Linked DNA regions of Mus musculus: region 1 is linked to region 2. Evidence: chromatin loops called from intact Hi-C (ENCODE). Cell type or tissue: left cerebral cortex. All regions are shown on one strand. Links, peaks and the distances in the headings refer to the core of each region. The heading gives the core; the rest is flanking DNA.

Region 1 (11,005 bases), core at 2,840-7,839, 220 kb after region 2:
ACCTAAGAAGAATGAAGCAGCAAGATGAAAGAGAATTTCTATTCTGGTGTCTCATTTGCAAGGGAAAAATGATCTCATACAGTGCTAAAGTTTCAGGGATGAAATATGAGATTTTACGAGTTCAACAAAGCACAGAGGTCAAAAAAAGAAAAAAGAAAAGAAAAGCAATAACTACCAAAAGTGGTCAAGAAGGGTTTGAAATTGTGACTTTCTCTTTGATTCCTTATTCAGAACTCAAGAGAGCAAATATTTGGAGTCGGGGAAGATAAAGCTAGTAAATGCATTTTGCAAATATCAACCACCCCACTATCTGCCTTTGCTTCCCAAATAGGATTTTATATTATTAGCTATCCTTTCTCCCTGGACAGTAAGTGATTTTATAGGCTCTAAAAAGGCAATGGTACTTAAACAAACACGGAGATAGAATGCTGGCTGCCTACTGCTGTTAGTATGGCATGATTAGTACACACACACATACACACAAGCTCAGTATATGTCCACTACCATCTTAACCTTGGTTTTGGATAGCTTATGGTAGTATTATTAGAATCTGAAATCTCCATCCTACATAATCAATTTTCAATACATTTAGAACACAGTCAAAGCACTATTGTTTTTTTTCTAGAGCAGATGTCAGTAAAACACAATTCACAGGACATACCTTGCCTGACACCTGCTGTTGTAAATAAAATTTTATTTGTTTATTTATTTTGAGGCAGCATCTCACACAGTTCATTCAAGTTGTCTATGGCCATGCCATGTAACTGCGGATGAGCTCAACCTTCCCGGGTGTTGGAATAACAGATGTGAAGCAGCAGGTTTAGCTTATTCAGTCCTCCGGATGGAACCCAAAGCTTGGAGCACACTAGGTAAGGATTGTTCCACGTGAGCACCAGATTCAGCTGAGCTTCATATTCTATCTATTTGCTTACCTACTCTCCACATCTGCTGTCATACAATGGCAGAGCTTGACTAGTTGGGAGAGGGACTGCATGGCTCAAAATACTTATTACCAGCTCTTTCCAGAAGACAATTGCTGACTGAGTAGACATTTTATTTTATCCTATTACTGTGGCACAAATGAATAAACACCTATAAAGTTCAGTGTCTATTGCTTTGTTTTTGTGAATTAGATTACATTTTGGTAGATTCTAAGAAATCCATTCTCATTATCAATTTATTTTCTGTCTCTTGAATCTAGTGTGGTCTTATGACTTGCTTTGGCATGAGAAGGTGCTAGAAGATGCCTAGAGACTTCTACTTCTCTTACAACAATGGTTCTTCCTAATGCTGTGACCCTTTAATACAGTTCCTCATGTTGTGGTGACCCCCAATCATAACATCATTTTCATTGCTACTTCATAACTGTAATTTTGCTACTGTTTTGAATTGTAAATGTAAATGTCTGATATGCAGCCTATCTGATTCTCCATCCCCCAAATGGGTCATGACCCACAGATTGAGAGCCTCTGTGTTAGATCCTCAAATCACCCCGTGGAAAGGTTGTTATCTCCTGATAGTAGCTTTGCAAGGCCTGCACACCCCAGGCCTAATTCCAGTCTTTGATAAAGCCATCTTTGAAGTCCTAGATCCATATGAGCTCCCAGGTAGGATGCAGCCATAGAAGTGTCTAGGGCCTGAACACTCTAGGTGGAACTTTCTGGCTTAGTGCAATTGACAGAGTGAGGAGCATCAATCACTGCTCTTTTAAATCACCGAGTATGTCACTGCATAGCCATAAAGGAATTCACCTTAAGGTTTTTGTGTTCCATTTAATATTTCCCAACTTTCAAAAAGCTATTTAAAAGTAGTCCTAGGAAAACACAATTTAATCATTTTATAACATAAAATCAAGAAATTTCACCATGTTTGGATGGCAGTGTGAGCCACTGGAGGAAAGCTGCCCCTCCTAGACCAGACATAAAATATGGAGAATAATCTCAGAAAGGGCCAACACATTGAGCAACAACAACACGCACAATATAAACTAAATGCTGGGCTAGATTCTTTTTAACTTGCTGTCTCAGTGGTCAAGGGTTTCAACACTTCTCCTTTGAAGAAAGCATTTTTCCCTCCAATAGACTTGCCTTATTACATAGTAAACAAACCAGGAAATGACTTAGGAAACCAAAAATGGCTGGCCTACAACTACTACCACCTAGTCAAAAGGATCTCAACAGATATTTGCATATTAATGTTTATTGCAGTATTTCTCTTAATAATAATAGCCAAAAAGCAGAAACAACCTAAATATCAACCGGCAAGTAAGTGAAAAACAATATGGTCTTCCTTTTTTTTTCACAATTTTTTATTAGATATTTTCTTTATATACATTTCAAATTTCAAATGCTTTCCTGAAAGTTCCCTATATCCTCCCCCCACCCTGCTCCACTACCCACCCACTCCCGCTTCTTGGCCCTGGCATTCCCCTGTACTGGGACATATAAAGTTTACAATACCAAGGGGCCTCTCTTTCCAATGATGGCCGACTAGACCATCTTCTGCTACATATGCAGCTAGAGACATGAGCTCTGGGGGTACTGATCAGTTCATATTGTTGTTCCACCTATAGGGTTGCAGACCCCTTTAGCTCCTTGGATACTTTCTCTAGCTTCTCCATTGGGGGCCCTGTGTTCCATCCAATAGATGACTGTGAGCATCCACTTCAGTATTTGCCAGGCACTGGCATAGCCTCACAAGAGACAGATATACCAGGGTCACTTCATCAAAAACTTGCTGGCATATGTAATAGTGTCTGGGTTTGGTGGCTGATTATGGGATGGATCTCCCGGTGGGGTAGTCTCTGGATAGTGCATCCTTTCCTCTTAGCTCCAAACTTTATCTCTGAACTCCTTTCATCGGTATTTTGTTCCTTTTAAGAGAGGAAGAAATTCCAACACATGCTACAGCATAAATACTCTTAAATACATTATGCTAAGAGAAATAATTGAGACACAGAAAGACAAATGCTGCAGAGTTCCACTTATTGGAGGTCCACAGTATAGCCACATTGATAGAGATAAAGTACACTAGTGTTTGACAAATGCTGGGAAGTGTAGAAAATTAAAAGGTTTTGTTTCTATGAAAAAACTTTGAGATGTTCTAGAGGGAAAAGTTCTAATGATTTGCTCCATATATTTAACTATACACTTAAAATGCTAATTGGGGAGGCCAGTTAGATGGCTCACTGGGTAAAGACACTTGCAGAGATGCGAGCCTGATAACTTCCATTTGTTTCTTAGAAGTCACACTCAGTGGAAGGAGAGACCCAGCACCATTGCCAAGTTGTCCTCTGATCAACACACAGGCCTTATGGTTTGTACCCCTTCCTGCCCCCACATACACACAGTAATAATTAAAAAAAAACAAAAAAGAAAAAACAAATGATAATGGGAAGCCAGGCATGATGAGGCAGACCTTTAATTCACCTTCAAGGGAGAATCAAGAAAATCAGAAGTTCAAAGTCATTTTCCAATATGTAATAAGTTCAAGGTCAGCATAGGGTTCTTGAGACTCTATCTTATACAAAACAAATAAACATGCAGAGGACCTGGGATTCTCCTCACCTGCATGAGGTTCACAATCATGTCTAATTCCAGGGAATCAAGCTAGCATGCAGGCAAAACATTCATACATAGAAAGTAAAGTATTTAGATCTAAAAATTAAAAAAGGAAAAAGTTAATCTGGTAAATTTTATGTAATAAATTTTTACAGCTGAGAACTTAATTTTAATTTGCTTTCGAAATTGGACACTATAAGGAAATGTGCCAGATTCCAGTGGCCAGCTATAGCAATTGGATAATGGATGGCTTTGACTCTCTTTTTATTTGTGCTTTGATATGTCTGCCTTTTAGTTTGCCTTTGTATTTTTGAATCGCAACACTGGATGCCTGTTATTTTAAGAGAAAGAGAGAATGGTTACCTAAAAGGATATTAATTATCTTTGCATCTTTAGAAAAATGTGTCTCAGTAGGATGAAGGGAATAATTAAAGCATAAAAATAAATGTTAGAAAACAGAAAAGTGTAGTATTATTTGTAAACCCAAGAGCTAATTTCTTGAGGGAAAGAAAAGACATAACAAAAGGCTGGGGATGACCGCCCAACCTGTACTCCCAGCAGTGAGAAGTAAAGGATTTTCGAAATCCCATAATCTTCCAGGGAACTGAAAAAAAAAATCATAAAACTTCAAAAAGGACCAAGGGTCTGGATTTCAAAGTCGATCTGCTTCAAACTTTTAGCTTCTGAATGATCCCAAGCCAACTCTCTCGGAAGTAGGGAAATAAAAACATTAAAAGTTTTGCAGTTCGTTTTAGAAAGCTTAAACAGAAACAGAATTTCTAGAGGTCGTGTCCGCAGAATGATTCTGGCACAACCTGTGTGGACCTAGTATTTAAAGAGGAGGCATTCCTGAGTCAGCGTCAAAATCAGTAAAGACTACGGGTAGTTAATACAGGAGTTTTTGAAAGAAGGCTGAATGAAAATGTGTGCAGAAAGCAATCTGGCTTGCAAACCAGTTCTTCCTGTTAAGCCTATGGAGAGGGCGTGCGGGCCAGCTGCTAGACCAGGAGTTGAGGAGAGAGACTCAAGCCCCAGACTCATATTAGAGGAGGAGGAGTTATTGCTGCTTTTTCGTGCCTACTAAGGAGATAGTCCAGGAAGTGTTAAAAATTGGCGACTGTAATCGCCAGAGACAGCACAAGCAAGCAAGCAGATCATGATGAGCCCCCGCCTCCTGTCCCGCCTTCCTTCCCTACTGCCCCCTACTGGCAAATCAAAACCGAAAGTGGAGGCAGACGCCTGCAAAGAGAAAATGGGCTTTGAAGAGTTCTGTTCTGGGCTAGAGAGGTAGCTCAGCCATTAAATGCTAGGCTAACAACCAAAAAAGACAAGAGTGCTATTCTCAGAAAAGCCAGAGTGCTGCAGAAAAAAAGTGGATTGTTAGCCCTTTGATCATCACTGAAAGAAGAGCAACATCTGAAATCTCTTTATAAAATTCCCCTCCAGAGGGCCAGCGACATGGCTCTGCAGGAAATAAGGAACCAAGCCCTGAAAGAAGAGAACAGATGTCAGAAAGTTGTCCTTTGACCTCACATCTGCAGTGGTGTGTGTTTGTGTGTACATGTGCATACATACAATAAATAAATGTAGACTTTAAATAAAAATAAATACTCCCTCAAGTGCACAAAATATATCTGATGTTTAAAAATCTAGAGCCTCACTCCCCAAAACTCAAGAGCAAAGAAACTACCATCAGATATTCCTTTAAGAGTGACTTCTGGAAGCAAAAAAGAATTTACTTCAGTAATACAAACTTTATTTATTTATTATTGGTTATCATTGTTATTAGGGATGATTTGAGCTAAGGTATTACCATGTAGTACTGTCTGACCCAGAATTACTTATGTAGGCCAGGATAGCCTTGAACTAATAGAGGTGTTTACATCCTGGCCACCCTAGTACCGGGATTAAAGGCATGCACCATCAAGCCCAACCTTGATGTATGTTTGTTTGTTTGCTTTCATTTTATTTCTTTTTCAAATCTGTGAACATATACACTACCCCTCCCCACTTCTATCCCTTACTACCCTGTCTACCTTCTCATTCCTTTCTATCCTAGGGAGTTATAAGGACAATGTGTAGTTTTTTAATAGCTTAATTTCTCTGCCTTTTTCTTTACAAAATATGTGCTGTATTATTCTGCAAACCAGCAGAGATAGTTATAAGTGTTGAAAACTAAGAGGATCTGTAATGTAACCTGGCATAATGCAAAAGTAGAGGGCGGCTCTCAGATGTGTTTACAAATTGAAAGCAAGGGGGGGGGTGTTGCCATCATCCTGCTATGGTTGGCCCTTCTGGGCTCGGCCTCGGGAGCAGAGGGTACATACAATTTGTTGAAAGGAACATTTATGAGGATAGGATTCTTATATGCTAGTTCACTTTTGAGAAGGGGCATATATAATGTAAGGTCATTTAGCTACTTGTTGCTCAGTCTGCCAGAATAATTTGCTCATTCCTAAGAGGGAAATTTGGTTTTGCTTTTTTTTTTTTTTTTTTTTTTTTTTTTTTTTTTTTTGCCAAAGTACACCATGGTATGTTTCTATATGATATCTCAGCACAGTAAAAGTCAGGTTTCTTGCTGTTTGTGGGTCTTTCTAAGATTACTATTTTATGCGTATGAATGCTGTCCTTGCATGTATCTGGTGTCTGCAGAGGACAGACGAAGGCTTTAAGACTACTAGAACAGGAGTTATAGATGCTTATTAGTCACCGTGTAGGTGCCAGGAACTAAAGCTGGGTTTTCTGCAAGGACAAGTGTTCTTAACTGTGGAGCCATCTCTCCAGCCCCTAATGTACAGGTTTTCAATTTGGACCTTTCCACTCAGGAATCCAAGGGGGAGAGAACTGCTTTGCCTCACTGACTAGCAAATCTAAGACCCCTTCAGAAATGATCCAATGTGGTGTTTCCTCTACTCAGCACAATATTGGTAGTATTCCTTGGATGACCACTCAATTCATCTTTCATAAAGAGGAATAAATCATTGCCCTGGGAACCCGTTGGTGAGCAAAGTAGCAGTTCCTTGCTGCTAATCTTTACTCATGGGAACTTACAGTTGCTCTCGTTTCTTGTCGTTACTTCTGATTTTCAGATGACCACCAAATAGGCACACTTAATTGTTCCTAAAACACCAGGAGTAAGATGGAAAAGATGAAGAAACTTGGTGAATGTTTCAAAGAAATGTCAAGTTTTCATCTAAGTATTTTCCTAGTATCTTCCTGTGTTATAAACATGTCTCAGGACTGGAGAGATGGCTCAGTGGTTAAGAGCACTGACTGCTCTTCCAGAGGTCCTGAGTTCAATTCCCAGCAACCACATGGTGGCTTACATCCATCTGTAATGGGATCCGATGCCCTCTTCTGGTGTGTCTGAAGACAGCTACAATGTACTCATAAATAAATAAATCTTTTTATTTAAAAAAAAAATCTCGCAAGAAAATCAGCCTTCAACAAAATACCAAGGAATTCCTAAAGCCAGGCCTTTGAAGAAACTCTAGAAAGTCAAACAGGCATTTGTCTAGCCATTCCAGTTTCTGAGTTTGTTTGAATACAAAGGACTCTGTAAACATTAACTGAGCAATGGCCGTAGCTAACTTATGTTCTTAGAATCCCTAATAGGTTCTGAATATGCCAAAATTTCATCCACTTTGGCCAAGGCAATGAAATCTGAGCTGTACCATAGATGACAGAACAGCTGAATTAGTGAAAGACACGGGCAAAAGGATTAGTAGAGGGTATTGTATCCATGATAGGCTATCCTATAATAGCTATCAGGATAATTAAATGCATGTATGTAAAACCATGTATATGTGTATATATGACAGGTATATATACATTCAGATGTCTGTAGAAAAAAACAGCTACATGTATGTCAAAAGTATGATGAGTTCGAGTACCATGTTCCATGTGTACAATCTGAGCTTACAATACTGCAGACTCAGGCTAATATCAACTCTGAGAAAAGGGCAGGTAGGGGATGAAATAGAGATGAAAGAGAACGTTAGCTCAACCCAAAAGCATTTCTTTCTATTTCAAACTGAGTAACAAATATTACAGATCAGTAACAGCTCATCTGATGGTGCAAATATATTTTCTGTTCTCTTTCATGGTTATTATATCTGAATAGGAAAGGTCCCCAAAGGCTCTTATGTTCACTGCTGGACGGTTTGAGAGCTAGCAGGACCTACCCGGAGGAAGCAGGCATTTAGGGATCAGCCTTCTAAGATTTGGTCAGCTTCCTTGTCTGTCTACTACTGGTCTACAGGAAGATGAACAGGCCCTGCTACTGGCTCCTGCCTTGTGGTTTAATATACTCTACTCAGCCACACCCTCTCTGCCAGGAGAGATGAAACCCTGTGAAATTTGAAGCTAAAAAAAATTTTTCCTCCTTTTACAGTCTTTATATCAGGCATTTTGTCATAGTGATGAGAAAGCTAGTCTAGAGTTTTCTGGAAATTACAAAAAAAAAAAAAAAAAAAACAAGAACAAAAATAAAAACAAAAATCTCTTAATGCCTCTCTCTACCAGATCCCATGCTAACTACAAAATCATGTGATGTATAATGCGCCTTTATCCTCATTAACTGAGCAATGGCCATAGCTAACTTATGTTCCTAGAATCCCTAATAGGTTCTGAATATGCCAAATTTCATCCACTTTGGCCAAAGCAATGAAATCTGAGCTGTACCATAGATGACAGATCAGAAAACATAAGCAGAACAGAGGCACAAGTGAAGTTAGCTACTGATGCTTAAGTAACCACTCCAAATCTCAGTGGCTTAAACCAATATTAACTTACTATTGTCCTACAGCTTACGTTACCTGAAGAGTTTTTGCTCATGTCCAGATCTAGCCTTGAGGCCAGGCTGATCTAGAATAGTTTCCTTCACATGGTGAGCAGTTAGCTGAACACTGGTTGGTGTGATGCAAACAGCCAAGGCATTTGGCTTGCACCACTTGGCAGATTCCCCTGGACTTGTTCATATCTCAGCAAGGTTTGAAGGGGGGTGATGAAAGCCAAGTCCTTTCTGACATATTTTCTTGGCCACAGCAATTCACAAAGCCAGACAGATGTAAAGAAAACAGATATTACTTCTTTATGAGACTTCAAAGTCACAAAGATTAGGGATGAAAGAGTATGGTGAGAATATTGCCAGTGTAAAGTTTTAGAAAAGTTTTGCAGTTTGTCTACCATACCATGGCTTTGTGTTGAGTTTTAATAAAATGCTTCAATATATAATAGATAAAATGTATATTAAAAAGAACTTTACTAGGCATTTCCTCCAACAGTGTTTAGATTATGATTCAGTTTTTCACATGTGTCTTAGTCAGGGTTTCTATTCCTGCACAAACATCATGACCAAGAAGCAACTTAGGGAGGAAAGGGTTTATTCGACTTACACTTCCATACTGCTGTTCATCACCAAGGAAGTCAGGACTGGAACTCAAGCAGGTCAGGAAGCAGGAGCTGATGCAGAGACCATGGAGGCATGTTCCTTACTGGCTTGCCTCACCTGGCTTGCTCAGCCTGCTGTCTTATAGAACCAAGATTACCAGCCCAGAGATGGTCCCACCCACAAGGGGCTTTCCCCCTTGATCACTAATTGAGAAAATGCCTTACAGCTGGATCTCATGGAGGCATTTCCTCAACTGAAGCTCCTTTCTCTGTGATAACTCCAGCTGTGTCAAGTTGACACAAAACTAGCCAGTACAACATGCAATTTATTTTTTAAAATGACATTTATTTATTTACTTATTTAGTGTGATGGTTTGTATATACTTTGCCCAGGGAGTGGCACTGTTAGAAGTTGTGGCCTTGTTAGAGTGGGTGTGGCCCGGTTGGACTAGGTGAATCACTGTGGGCATGGACTTTAAGACTCTCATCCTAGCTGCCTAGAAGCCATTCTTCACCTGTTTGTCTACGGAAGAAGCTGTAGAACTCTCGGCATCTCCTGCACCATGCCTGCCTGGATGCTGCCATGTTCTGGCCTTGATGATAATGGACTGATCCTCTGAACCTGTAAGCCAGCCCCAAATGTTGTCCTTTATAAGTGTTGCCTTGGCCATGGTGTCTGTTCACAGCAGTAAAACCCTAACTAAGAAAATGTGTGTTCGTGTTTTGCTTGTACGCATGTCTGTGTCAGATCCCGTGGAGCTAGAATTACAATTGTAAGCTACCATGTGGGTTCTGGGGATTGAATTTGGTTCCTTTGGAAGAGCAGTCAGTGAGCTTTCTTTCCAGCCCCTCTTACCTATTTCACTTCGTAGAGAGGATCTCCCTTTTAGGCTGGCCTAAAAAGGTTGACCTTGAACTCCTGATCCTGCTGTCTGGGATTACAGGTGTACATTGCCATGCCTGGCTTCAGACTATCTTTTATGTAGTACCAATCACATTTAAATAGCCTTTGTCCCCCTTGAGAAAGCTGTATTTTCATACAGCTCACAAATGATACCACTCCAAATGATTTTCTGGACACTAATGAACAACTAATAGAGGCTAGTGACCTGAAATTCCTCCCAAAGTCCCCTTAGTAACACTGAAGACTGAACTGTAAATACAGTCTGCAGACTGCTGTAATTTACCCTGCACCAAAGCATAGCTCCACAATGACTTATTCAATAATCCCAAGGAAAGTTGTAAATCTAAGTGTGGAAAGTATAAATCAATAGGGAAACTCAGTGGAGCAGTCTCCTACCTGCCATTTTGGCAAGCTTCTGCAAGGGTGAAGATTGATGCTGCAAAGAAATCCCCAACATGAAGGGTTGGAAAGATGAACTGGCTTATAGTATTCCTAACAATTCATTTTATTTTGGATGTCACTAACCTCTATCTGCATTAAATTTTCTTGTTTGGCTTATATCATACTATCAGCTTACATCCTGTCTGCCCAGCAGAGGATTGTGGAAGCCAAAGAAGTGTGAAGATATGTCTAGCAGGCATGTGTTTATAGAAGAACTGCAGAAGACATAGTATTCACACATCTTCCCTTCAGATGCCTTGTGAACTCTGAAAAGGGAAGAACAGAACCCTGGACTTCCTTAGAAAGTGATGCACAGAAGAAATGCCCAAGATTGCTGGAGAAATGGGGGCTCATAGTACATGTTCTGTAAATTTGTTGCAGAGCAAAAATGCCAAGCTTACATTGAAAAAAGAGACATAATCCACATAGCACAGTAGCCACTGCCTGGGGAGATGGTTAGTGGGTAAATTGCTTGCCACACAGCATGAAGACCTGTGTTCAAATCTCCCAAACCCACATGAAAGCTGTGTTGAGCAGCATGCCTGCAACCCCAGTGCTCCTCTGAAGGTAAAGACTAGACAAGCCCTGTAAGTTCACTGGCCAGCTAACGTAGTGTATGCAGCTGTACAACAAAGAGAACATCCTGTCCCAAACAGAATAAAAGACGAGGACACCTGAGGGTGTCCTCTGATCTTCACATGTGTACCAT
Region 2 (11,005 bases), core at 2,123-7,122:
AACTCAACTCCAAAAGACCTCAATGTAAGGCCAAACACACTGAATCTGATAGAAGTTGGGGAATAGCTTTGATCTCATTGCCACAAGAGAAGACTTTCTGAACAGAATAGATCTTAGTACAGGCACTAAGATCAACAATTAATAAATGGGACCTCATGAAACTGAAATTCTTCTTTAAGGCAAAGGCCACTGTCAATCAGAGAAAACAGCAGCCTACAGAATGGCTACATATCAAATAGAGGACTAATATTAAAAATATATTAAGAACTCAAGAAACTAGATATCAAATCCCCAAATAACTCAATTGAAAATGGAGGATATAACTAAAGAGAATTCTCCATAGATGAAACAAAAATGGCTAATTAACACTTAAGAAATGCTCTACACTTGAGAATAGGACCCATGCCCAGCAGTAGACTGTCAACACAAAATTAACTCAAAAGTATTTTTGTCTACTCTTTGTCTCATATTGCTTTGCTTGGGCATTTTCCATCTTCTTGGGTTTTTTAAATTTGTTTTTGGTTTTATTTTGGCTTGTGTATTATGATTTATGACTTTGTGTTTCTATGGGGTTTTGTGTGTATTTGTGTGTGCCTGTGTATGAGTGTATGTAGTTCTTCTTTTTTTTCCCTGTTTTTTTTTTTTTTCATAAAGAAATTAAGGGCATTGTGAAGTTGGATGTTGGTTGGGTGGAGATAATCTGGAAAGAAGTGGAGGAGGAAAAACTATGATCAGAATATATCATACGAAAAAATTTTTGTTAATTGAAACATTTTTAACTTTAGTTAAACAGTTAACTTAAGGGTGAGTGCATGAGTATGTGTGGGTGTATGTATGGTTGCATGATGTAAGTGTAAACATATACATGCCACAGTGCATATGGAGGTCAGAGGACAACTTTGGAGGTGGTGTTCTATCCTTCTACCTTTATTTGAGTTCAGATTATTGAATTAAAGTCTTTAAGCTTGTGCAAAAAGCTTTTTTTACTCAGTAAGCCATTTTGCCACCCCTTTTGTTTAGATATTTATTTTATTACTATATGTGTGCATACAAACACACACACACACACACACACATACACACACACACACACAAAGTATTTTTTGGCACAGTGTCTCATGTACACCAAGGTGGCATCAAAAGTACTACGTAGGTTGACCCTGAAGGCTGGACTTTTAGTACTCACACACACATACACACACACACTGGATGCTCCTGGCAGGGTTCATGACCATGCCCAGTTTAATTGTACCTTCTTGGTGTCTATACTGGGAATAGTCAGCATTGTTCTCAGAATTAAAAGAAATAAATTTATAAAACTGTAACTCTCTATCCCATTCTGTGGAGAAGAACTGTCAATCTATACATTCTGGTTCATATTTGCTATTGTCTGTAAAAAGCTACCACTGAGCCGGGCAGTGGTGGCGCACACCTTTAATCCCAGCACTTCGGAGGCAGAGGCAGGTGGATTTCTGAGTTCGAGGCCAGCCTGGTCTACAAAGTGAGTTCCAGGACAGCCAGGGCTACACAGAGAAACCCTGTCTCGGAAAACAAAACAAAACAAAACAAAACAAAACAAACAAACCAACAACAAAAAAAGCTACCACTGCATTCCCCACCATAATCTTATTTATTCTTCTATAAATATCAAAGGCAGCCATTAGTTCTCATGTCCTACAATTGTGGTCAGACAGCAAAGTGCTTCTGCATATTTTTAAAAATTGAAAGTATTGATGGGGTTTCTAAAAGTTGTCTGTTTTAAGAAAAAGGTCACCCACAGGCAAATCTCCAAATCTTGTTTTGTCACCATGTACAAGTAGGATATTTTTTTCTCCCCAGGATGAGAGAAGTTCAGTAGCTTTTGAGACCAGCAGACTCATCTGTCAGAGGCATTTTTGTCCAGGGAGAGATTTGAGCCTCTATGTTTCTTTTATGTGTTTATTATTCCAAAAAAACTATTTGCTAGCTAACTTATGAAAGCAGGAGTCTGCTAAAACTGTCTGTTCATTGTGTTGATCACTTAGATAGAAGCCAGGGAGCTAAATATATTTCCTGTAAATGATCTCATTTTGATCACTAAGGAGGATAAAAGCATCAGTTGCTATTTTGAAGGGTCACTTCCCAAAGCTGAGCTACATATAAAGCAGAGAGGCTAACCCAACATCACTAAAACTTTCAAAGTAAAGGCCAAAAGAAATATAAAAATATTTAAAATTTTTATTATGTTTATGTGTATGGGTATCTTGACTGCATAAATGCCTGTGTACCACATCCATACCTAATAATCACAAAAGGCTAAAGAGGGTGTCAGATTCCCTTTAACCTGAGCCATCCGACAACCCCAGAAATAATGTTTCTTAAAATTACAACCCATAGGTCAAATTAGAGCTACCATCTGTTTTCATAAAGTTTTATTGACACAAAGTTGTATTTATTGTATCACATACTGTCTATGGTTGCTTTTGCAGTACAATAGCAAAATCAACTAGTTGAAATACAGACTGCATGTTCGACCTTATTGATCATTTATCTCTGCACAGAAAGTACTTGCTGACCTCTGGACTAGACTAACAAAGAGCCCAAAATAAGCTGTCAGGACTCTTACGCATAATAGACAATCTCTCTGTTGGGGACTCTGGTAACAAAGTAATAAGACCAATTATATACAAAGTTTTCCAGAAAACCTAAGAGCCAATTAATTTTATTAAATAAGCACTACTCAGATACCAAAACAAAAATGTGGGAAAACTCTGCTAATTAAGGTCGAAGATCACCTTGACCAAATAACCTCTGGGCTAGGTGAAATATGGGAGATTCCCTTCATTATCAGGGCTTCTCCCTCTCTGACCTTGTCTGGGGAATTTTAAGCCCCCACAGATGCCTCTACCTGAGGCATGTCAAATAGCCTTAGTTAGATTACAGGTTCAATTTCTTTTCTCCTGATAAAACCTGCTCAGCTAGCACCTGAGATTCCTGAAATGCTTCCCCATGCTAATGAGGCATTTCAGATACCCTAGGCCCCCAGCCAATGACCTTTGCCCATCTTGAATATTACTACCCTCAATCCCCCAATAATTTATAAGCCTTCAATCACCCTAAGTAAAGTTGATCTGCCTCCTGATAGCTAGTTCCAGTTTGGTTATTTGCATACATACTCATAGAGCTTCCAACCCCTACATTTGACATTTCTGCTTCTATTGCCTTTGTGGACCAAACTGGCCAATGATCCATGAGAGAAGGGAGACCAACTCAAAGATATACGAAAATAAAACTAGAATACAGTACCATGTATGGACACATACAGGGAAGTCCTTGTTGAAACATCACAAGATGAAGTAGGAAAATATGCTGGCTGTGATGGAACATGACTGTAATCCCAGTACTGGGATGGCGTAGTAATCTTTCAATTACTACAAGTTTAGTTAGGCTTCCTGGTCTACCCAGTGAGGTCAAGGCTAGCAAACCAGGATTACATAGAATGACATTGTCAGTAAAGAAATCCATCAATCAGTGAAGTTATAATGCTGTGATTTGGTGGTATAGGTCTGTATGTTATACTACTTAGGAAGTAGAAATGTAAAGGTCAGGTATTCCAGGGCAGCATGGTCTAGGTAGCTGTTCCATACTAGCCTTTACTTCTTGAGATCTTGCCTCAAAAATTAAATAAAATAAAATAATTAATTTAATTAAACATGGCAATTTATAAAAGGACTATGTGTCATAACCAAGCACAATTATTGTAGTAATGAAGTACTTAATAGCAAAAGATAATATTAGATATAAAATAAAGACTGTCAAAAACATCAGAATAAAGCAGTCAGGAAATCTCTTCCCCCCAAAATTATAAAAACTAGACAAAATTGCCAATAATAGTCATTTTAAGACTCGCAAAACAAAGTAGGGATAGACAACTTTAGATATACTTACTCATGAAGAACTAGTAAACCTGAGTGAAATAGTGATGTTGGGGGCCTTATTGAAACACAGACACACAGAGAGACACACAGAAACACACACAGACACACAGACACACACAGACACACACAGACACACACACACACACACACAGAGAGAGAGAGAGAGAGAGAGAGAGAGAGAGAGAGAGAGAGAGATGGAGAGAGAGAGAGAGTCCTATCCACCCACCTGGCTTATCAGGAAAGTGGTACTGTTTCTTAGTCTAGTGAGCTAACAGTGTAAAATCAAATTTGCCGCTAGATGGAGCTATATTGATTAGGAGCAGAGGCAAAAGGCCTCTGTGAGACTTGTGCTGCCAGTAAAAATAACAGATTCCACAGGAAGCAAAAGGGGACTATCCTCAGCTCTGTATTGCACTTGGATTTGTATACCAGCTGGAAAGCCAGAAAAGTAACGGGAAGAATTTGGAATTGGAGATCCGGGGTAGTGGGGGCCCTAAAGAGACTGCTTGCAAATGAGAAGATAACCTATGAGAAATAATTCAATACTGACAACTGCTCCAAAGTGGAGGGTGAGCCTATGCTCACACCCTAATCTGTCAGCAGAGGGTAAAAGCCTTCTGAAAGAGCAGAGAGCAGAGGTTAATTAAGTCGAAGGAACTCAAGTTTACGACAAAACAAGAAGATAAACAAAAATGAAACAGCAGTTATCCCAGTTCACAACCTGGGGACTGAAGCAAGAGTAGAACTAATTCTATATGGATGGAGAGCAGGTCAACAAACAAAACCAAAAGAAAAAAATCATCACATACAACCTTTATGGAGAATTGCTCAGAGTCCATAGTTTGTACAATATTTTACAATGGACAAAATGTTTGTATCCCCCCACCAAATCCATATGTTCAAATCCAAACTGCCAATATATTCGTATTTGAAGGTAGATTGGGGCCTTCAGCAGATAATTATAACTTGGGGGTAATGGTCTCATGAATAGAACAAAGCCCTTATAAAACAGGCTTCAGAAAGTTCTTTCATGAAGTTACTCTCCCCTCTCCTCCCTCTCCTCCCTCTCCCTCTTCCTCTCCTTTCCCTCCTTCCCCCCATAAAGACTGGAAAGTCATTAGTCTGTAGCCCTCACCAGTACCCACTTGTACTAGAACACCCATCCAGCAGAAAACCCAAAATGAAAATATTCACCTTTCAAAGTCCATTTTAACAAGAAAATAGCAGGACAGTGTAATTCTTAATCAACACAACAAAGGGGGTTTTAAGATCACCAAATTAGTGGCCCTGAACAGATCTAATACCTGGATTCAGCAGCTTTCAAGACAGTTATTATCAAGGTGTTTTAAAATTCAAAGGGAGAGTTGGAGAGAAGGGTTCAGTGGTCAAGAGCCTTCTTTGCACAGAGCTCCCTTTCAATTTCCGGTACCCATATAGTTCCAGGGAATCCAACACCCTCTTCTGGCCTCCTCAGGCACCAGACATGCTGGTGTTGCTCAGACATACATGCAAGCAAAACACTCACAAATGGAAAATAAAATAACCAATCAATAAATAAAAATGAAGGGAAGGTAGGTTTCTCTGAGACTTTTTAACTATAATGACTATCAGTGATTGGGCACTATGAATATAATAACAGAAATGGTATTAAAAATGAGCAGATGAAAATGATGTTGAAAAGTGCAAAAGCTAAAACTCACTGGTTGTCAACCTGTGCATTGTGATCCCTTTGGCAAACCTCTATCTCCAAAAAATATTTACACTGTGACCCATAACAGGAGCAAAATTACAGCTATGAAGTCGAAACAAAATCTCATTTTATAGTCAGGTCACCACAACATGAAGAACTATATTAAAGGGCTGAAGCATTAGGAAGGCTGAGAATGACTGGTAGCAGAATTGGTACAGGACATAAGTCTGCAAACTTGAACTAGATAACTGAATTATACAATCTGAACAAATGGAAAAAAAAATACCAGAAACTGGGATACCTAAGGCAGACCAAAAGTAAATAAATGCATTTCCAGGCTGTTCTGTCAAAGTCCTACCCTCTCGTTGGTCAAGAATCATGAGGCTACCTACTTTGTAAGAAGGGCCAAAAAAGGAACATATTTGTCAAAGGAAATGGAATTGTCACACATTGACTTAATGTATCAGTTTAGAGCATTGATTTAGACTCATACCCTGGGGATGCACATATTACTGCCTACATAAAATTGAGCTTTGTCTGGTGCCAAAAGAGAATCAGAAATGTTACCCTGGATTCAACCAAGTAAGCCTACTATAGAAAGTAATACAAAGGCATAACCTTGTTATTTGAAGAGTGATTTCTGTTATCACCAAAATAATATTTATTTTCTACAAGACAATGATACTATTGTCTCATTAAAAAGGAAACCCAGCCAGGCCTGGACATCTGCCAGCACTTGGGAAACAGAGATGGGTGGATCTCTGTGAATTTAAGGCCAGTCTGATCTGTGCAATGGGTTCGAGGTTATCTAGGGCTATATAGTGAGACTGTGTCTCAAAAATATAATTAATTAATTGAATGAGAAAATAAAATGTAAATGTAAGGTGGACGGTCAACATGTCCAAGTCCTAACATAAAAATGAGAAAAGCGATCCAAAGATAAGTAATGGCTTTGTCCTTGGATTGTCTCTGTTGATCCTGAAGGATGGCTGATGAATATTGGCCTCCCATGGGATGCTGAGGTCCAGGCTGATGCACAATCAATTCTGGTTTGCTTCCTGAGAATGGTGAAAGACATGAAACTCGATATTTTTTAGAGTTAATTGTGTAAACCCACTTGACTCCATGGAGGCAGGACAAGATAGAATGACAACTTAAAACCCACGTCAGGCTCTTGTCTACTTATGGCTAAGCTCCTAATAATATTCCTTGCCCTTCAAGCCAACTTGGATCAAGAGCAAATGGGCAGTTGCAATGAAAGTGATAGTGATCCTCCCAGTAAGGTGTCACTTAATGAAGTTTACCTTCACCAGGGAAGGCTCTTGACATAGACACTGGTCCTGGAAAGATGGATCAGTGTGTAGAGTGTTTCCCATGTCAGCATGGGAACCTCAGTTCTGATCCTTCAGCATCCATATAATATTTGAGTGTAGTAACACATACCTGTAACCCCAACAACTGGAGAGGTCAAGACAAGTAGATCTCTGGAACTCACTACCCAGCCAGTATATGTAAATTGATAAGCTCTGCATTCACTGAGACCCCTCCTCAAAAAAATTAAGGTGATACCTAGTGGCTCCTGCCTTTAATTCCAAAACTTAGGCGATGGATCTCTGTGAGTTCAAGGCCAGCCTGTTCTACAGAGCATGCTACAGAACAACCAGGAATACACAGAGAGACCTTGTCTTGAAAAACAAACATATAAGTAAGGTATAGAGTAATAGAGGAAGATGCCTAGGATCAACCTATGCCTTTACACTCACATACATGGGTGAGTGCACTTATACACATACATATCCAGAGAGAGAGAGAGAGAGAGAGAGAGAGAGAGAGAGAGAGCACAAAAAAGTAAAAGTGGAAATGCTTTCACTAGATGGGAAGATGGGAAACACTTGCATTGTCTGTTGAAAGCAAAGGATGCAAAAGGTGGGGGTCTTTCATAGTAAATTGGAAATCCTTTCACAATATCCTGAAATTTTACACAATATTCTCAAAATCAGACATGGACTGTGTTAAAATGCAGTAGCACAGACTTTAAAATAATAGTCACTAAAGAAGAGAGGGAGAGGAGAGGAGAAAAAGGAGGAGATAGAGCCATTTTATAGCTAAAGAGTAAGGTTAGGGTTGTAGGGGTAAATTTTGATTATACGTTACATTTGTAATAACTCAGTGACTTTACTTTTTTAATTAAATGCCTTGACTTCAAACAAGAAAGGATGGAATTTAAAAGACAGAATTTGAGAGAACTAGATTTGTTATTTTGGCTTAAATTGAGAAAGAGAAAACAGGGCTAGAAAGAGGTGAAAATGGGATTCCTTGTACTTCATTAGTATTGCACAGCTGCAATGGCTATTTTGATCATCTGGCTCAAGAACTTTGCATTGTATGCAAATTCAAGCTGCTTTAATTCACTTTGAAACCAAAATTTTACTCAATTTTATCTTCACTAAAGATATATTAGCATACATATTGAACTGAAAATACTATCATTTAGGAAAGTTCAACAGCATAATCTGAGTGGTAGTTATAATCTATGTTTGATACGGACACATAAACACATGTGGCTTCATCTTTCCAGCATTTCACATTTAATAGAAAGATGTAGAAAGTGTTCAGTAGTCATTGCTGGTGGCCAGTTTCTTCTGCCATGCTTTCTTCCAATGTTTTACAAAAAAAAAAAAAAAAAAAAAAAAAAAAAAAAAAAAAAATCCTTTCAGTTACCTGTGATCTATATCATACAGTTATTAAACTAGTTACCTTTCTAGTTGATGTGAGAACATACATAACAATTTCAATTTGAGTTAGAAAGGGTTTATCTGGCTCATTGTGTGAGGAAAGATATACTCTGCTATGATAGGAAAGTCATGACCAGAAAGCCATGAGTGGAAACAGAGTGCTCTTTTTATTTACTCAAGAATCCAACCAGGAAGGTTCTTCTCTCCTGGATAGACTGCCTCTGGAAATACACACCTAGACATATGTGTCCTATGTGATTTCAAGTCCAGCCAAGTTGATAGTGAAGATTAACGTATCATAGTTATTCAGCAGTGCTGTGGCTTGAATGTGAAAGATCTTCCATAAGCTGCGGTGTTTGAAAACTAGGTCCCCAGCTGGATAATGATGGTATTTTCGAAGTCTATGAAAGTTTTAGGAGGAGGAGTGTTACCAGAGGAAACGAGCCCCTGGGATCAGCTCTCAGCTTCCTAATTGCAGATATAGTATGAGCAGCTAGTCATCCCTTTCTCTCCATGATAGATTGGATGACAAACTTCCTTCCTTCAGGTTTTATTTTATTGTTATTGTTTTTGTTGTTTGTTTGTTTGTTTGTTGGAGGTGGGTCACAAATTTTGTTGCAGAACCAAGAAAAGTCACTCTTAAAATCCACCAATTGTGTGAGGACTCCATTTAAAACAGGTCCAGAATCCTCATACTTCCTAAAACCCACAGGCAGCTCAAATGTCTCAGCCTCAGTTTTCAGTCTTCTGGCTTCTTGTCTTCTAGGTCTTCTATCTCATGGTGAATGAAAAGACAATAAGAAGCCATTGCTATTGAAATTCTAATTTCATCATAAGAGAGTGATTCCTGTTCCTAATGACAATAGCCACAAAGGAGATTTTCAAATGAGAATTATGTAACAAATATCACTGAAACATGATTGTTAATCGCTGAATAACAATCTTCCCAAGCCATGGGACAGTGTTCTTCTTTTCTGCTTTTCTTCTTTTTAGTCATATTTGATGGGACAGTGTTCTTATGATGGAGTTGGCCACATGATGCTTTAGTGAGTAGGTGGCTGTCTGAGATTCAGGACAGATATTCTCAATGTTAACAAAATATGTTGTTATATTGACCCATTGACTTACAGACTTTAGAACTGTGAGAAATGCATGCCATTTAAGCCACACAGTCTATGATCTTTTATTATACTGGTCCAAGATGAATAAAATAGCAACTTAATGTCTGTCAAATTATCATATCTTTCATATAGAATTACTTATAATTGGATGAAAACACAAAAGAGGAACAAAGAACTCACCTCCTGATAGACCCAAAAGAAACTACAGAAAATTGTTTAGAAGCCTGGACCTCTGAATCACTAATACAGTATTTTTTTCAAAGACATTTGAATAATTTGTTAATACCCAATACTTTTGTATTGCTGTGGGGCTGTGATAATAGCAGAAAATGACTGAAAGAAGTATAATGGGATAGTGATAGTGAATAATAAAATTATTGAAAAAATGAATTACTGATTATTTGAAATTGTTCTCTATGCTGTTGGCACAAAATAACCTGGTAGCTGACCACAGAAACTATTACACACTGATAGCCAAAGTAACTGAACATGTACTTTTATTCTGAACTTTTATAAATATGAAAGTATTTTTGGATAACTCAGTGGCTACATCATTATCATACTCTACTATCTTTCATTTAAATCATAACCCTTATCTCTCATGAGAAGATGGGGAGAAAGAAGCCAATGAAATGACAGTGAAAGAGAAAAGCAAATAAATAAGATTCGAACCTGGTGGTGCAAAGTGTCAGCTAGGAAGAAAGTCAACATCACTCTTAAGTCACGGCAAGAGAAAATTAGATTAGGATGGATGCCAGAGTTTGGGTTACAATAAACTCTTCTGCCATTTTATGCTAAAATAACAAATTACACTGCAATACCCCCCCCTTGCTACAGCCACCAGCCATGACAGGAAAAGAACCAAACACATTCTAAGTCACCCAGGCATGAAAGATTAGGATGCCATGGAGAGCAGGTAGCATATTGCCATTACCTGCTAACATTGTACAAAAATGCCCTAAAAAACTTACAGGTGTGACTTCCTACCCTCCTCAATACCTTTTCAAATTTGATCTGATGGAAAAGCCATTTTGTGTTTTTTAGAAAGCTATGGTGTAGTCATAATGCCCAGCTTTAAGGAAGTTGATGTTATTATTCACTGCAACATGATTTATGAATGAGGCTTTAAATTCCAGCCTGGATACCCTTAGCAGTCTTTCCATGTCAAAGGCAACTCTGTCTTCCCATTTCCTAAGGCCCAAAGCTTTGGATCGCCAAGTCACTTCTACATGTTTTTGCACAGTCTCACATTAACTTTTCTTTTAGTTAATACATCTTTAGTTGACAAATAATTATGTATATTCATGGGATGCTGTTAGGTGAGTATGGTGGTATACACCTTTAATCCCAGCCCTCAGAAGGCAGAAACAGGTAGGTCTCTGGGAAAGTTCCAGACTAGCCTGGTCCACATAGTGAGATGTTGCTTCTAAACAAACAAACATGAAGGAAGGAAGGAAAGAAGGAAGGAAGGAAGGAAGGAAGGGAGGGAGGGAGGGAGGGAGGAAAAAAAGAAAGAAAGAAAGAAAGAAAGAAAGAAAGAAA

Evidence for each region. Peaks named below come from ENCODE experiments on the same cell type or tissue, not always from the same donor. Only the 100,000 strongest peaks of a DNase experiment are listed, where the experiment ranks them.
Region 1: it touches region 2 in a loop (3-fold over the local background); 5 of 42 quality-filtered maps call a loop at or near these places.

The regions. Positions count from the first base shown.
Region 1 is chrX:168,635,127-168,646,131 of GRCm38, forward strand. No RefSeq gene overlaps it. Among named protein-coding and RNA genes, the nearest start is that of Gm39550, 16 kb to the left of the region's middle. In left cerebral cortex, for the core only: a CTCF peak has its summit at 4,772 (motif pointing left); a DNase peak (open chromatin) is centred at 4,727; H3K4me3 peaks cover 937 bases; H3K27ac peaks cover 301 bases.
Region 2 is chrX:168,411,387-168,422,391 of GRCm38, forward strand. It overlaps a transcript of Frmpd4 not described here. Among named protein-coding and RNA genes, the nearest start is that of Gm39550, 210 kb to the right of the region's middle. In left cerebral cortex, for the core only: a CTCF peak has its summit at 4,224 (motif pointing right); a DNase peak (open chromatin) is centred at 4,233.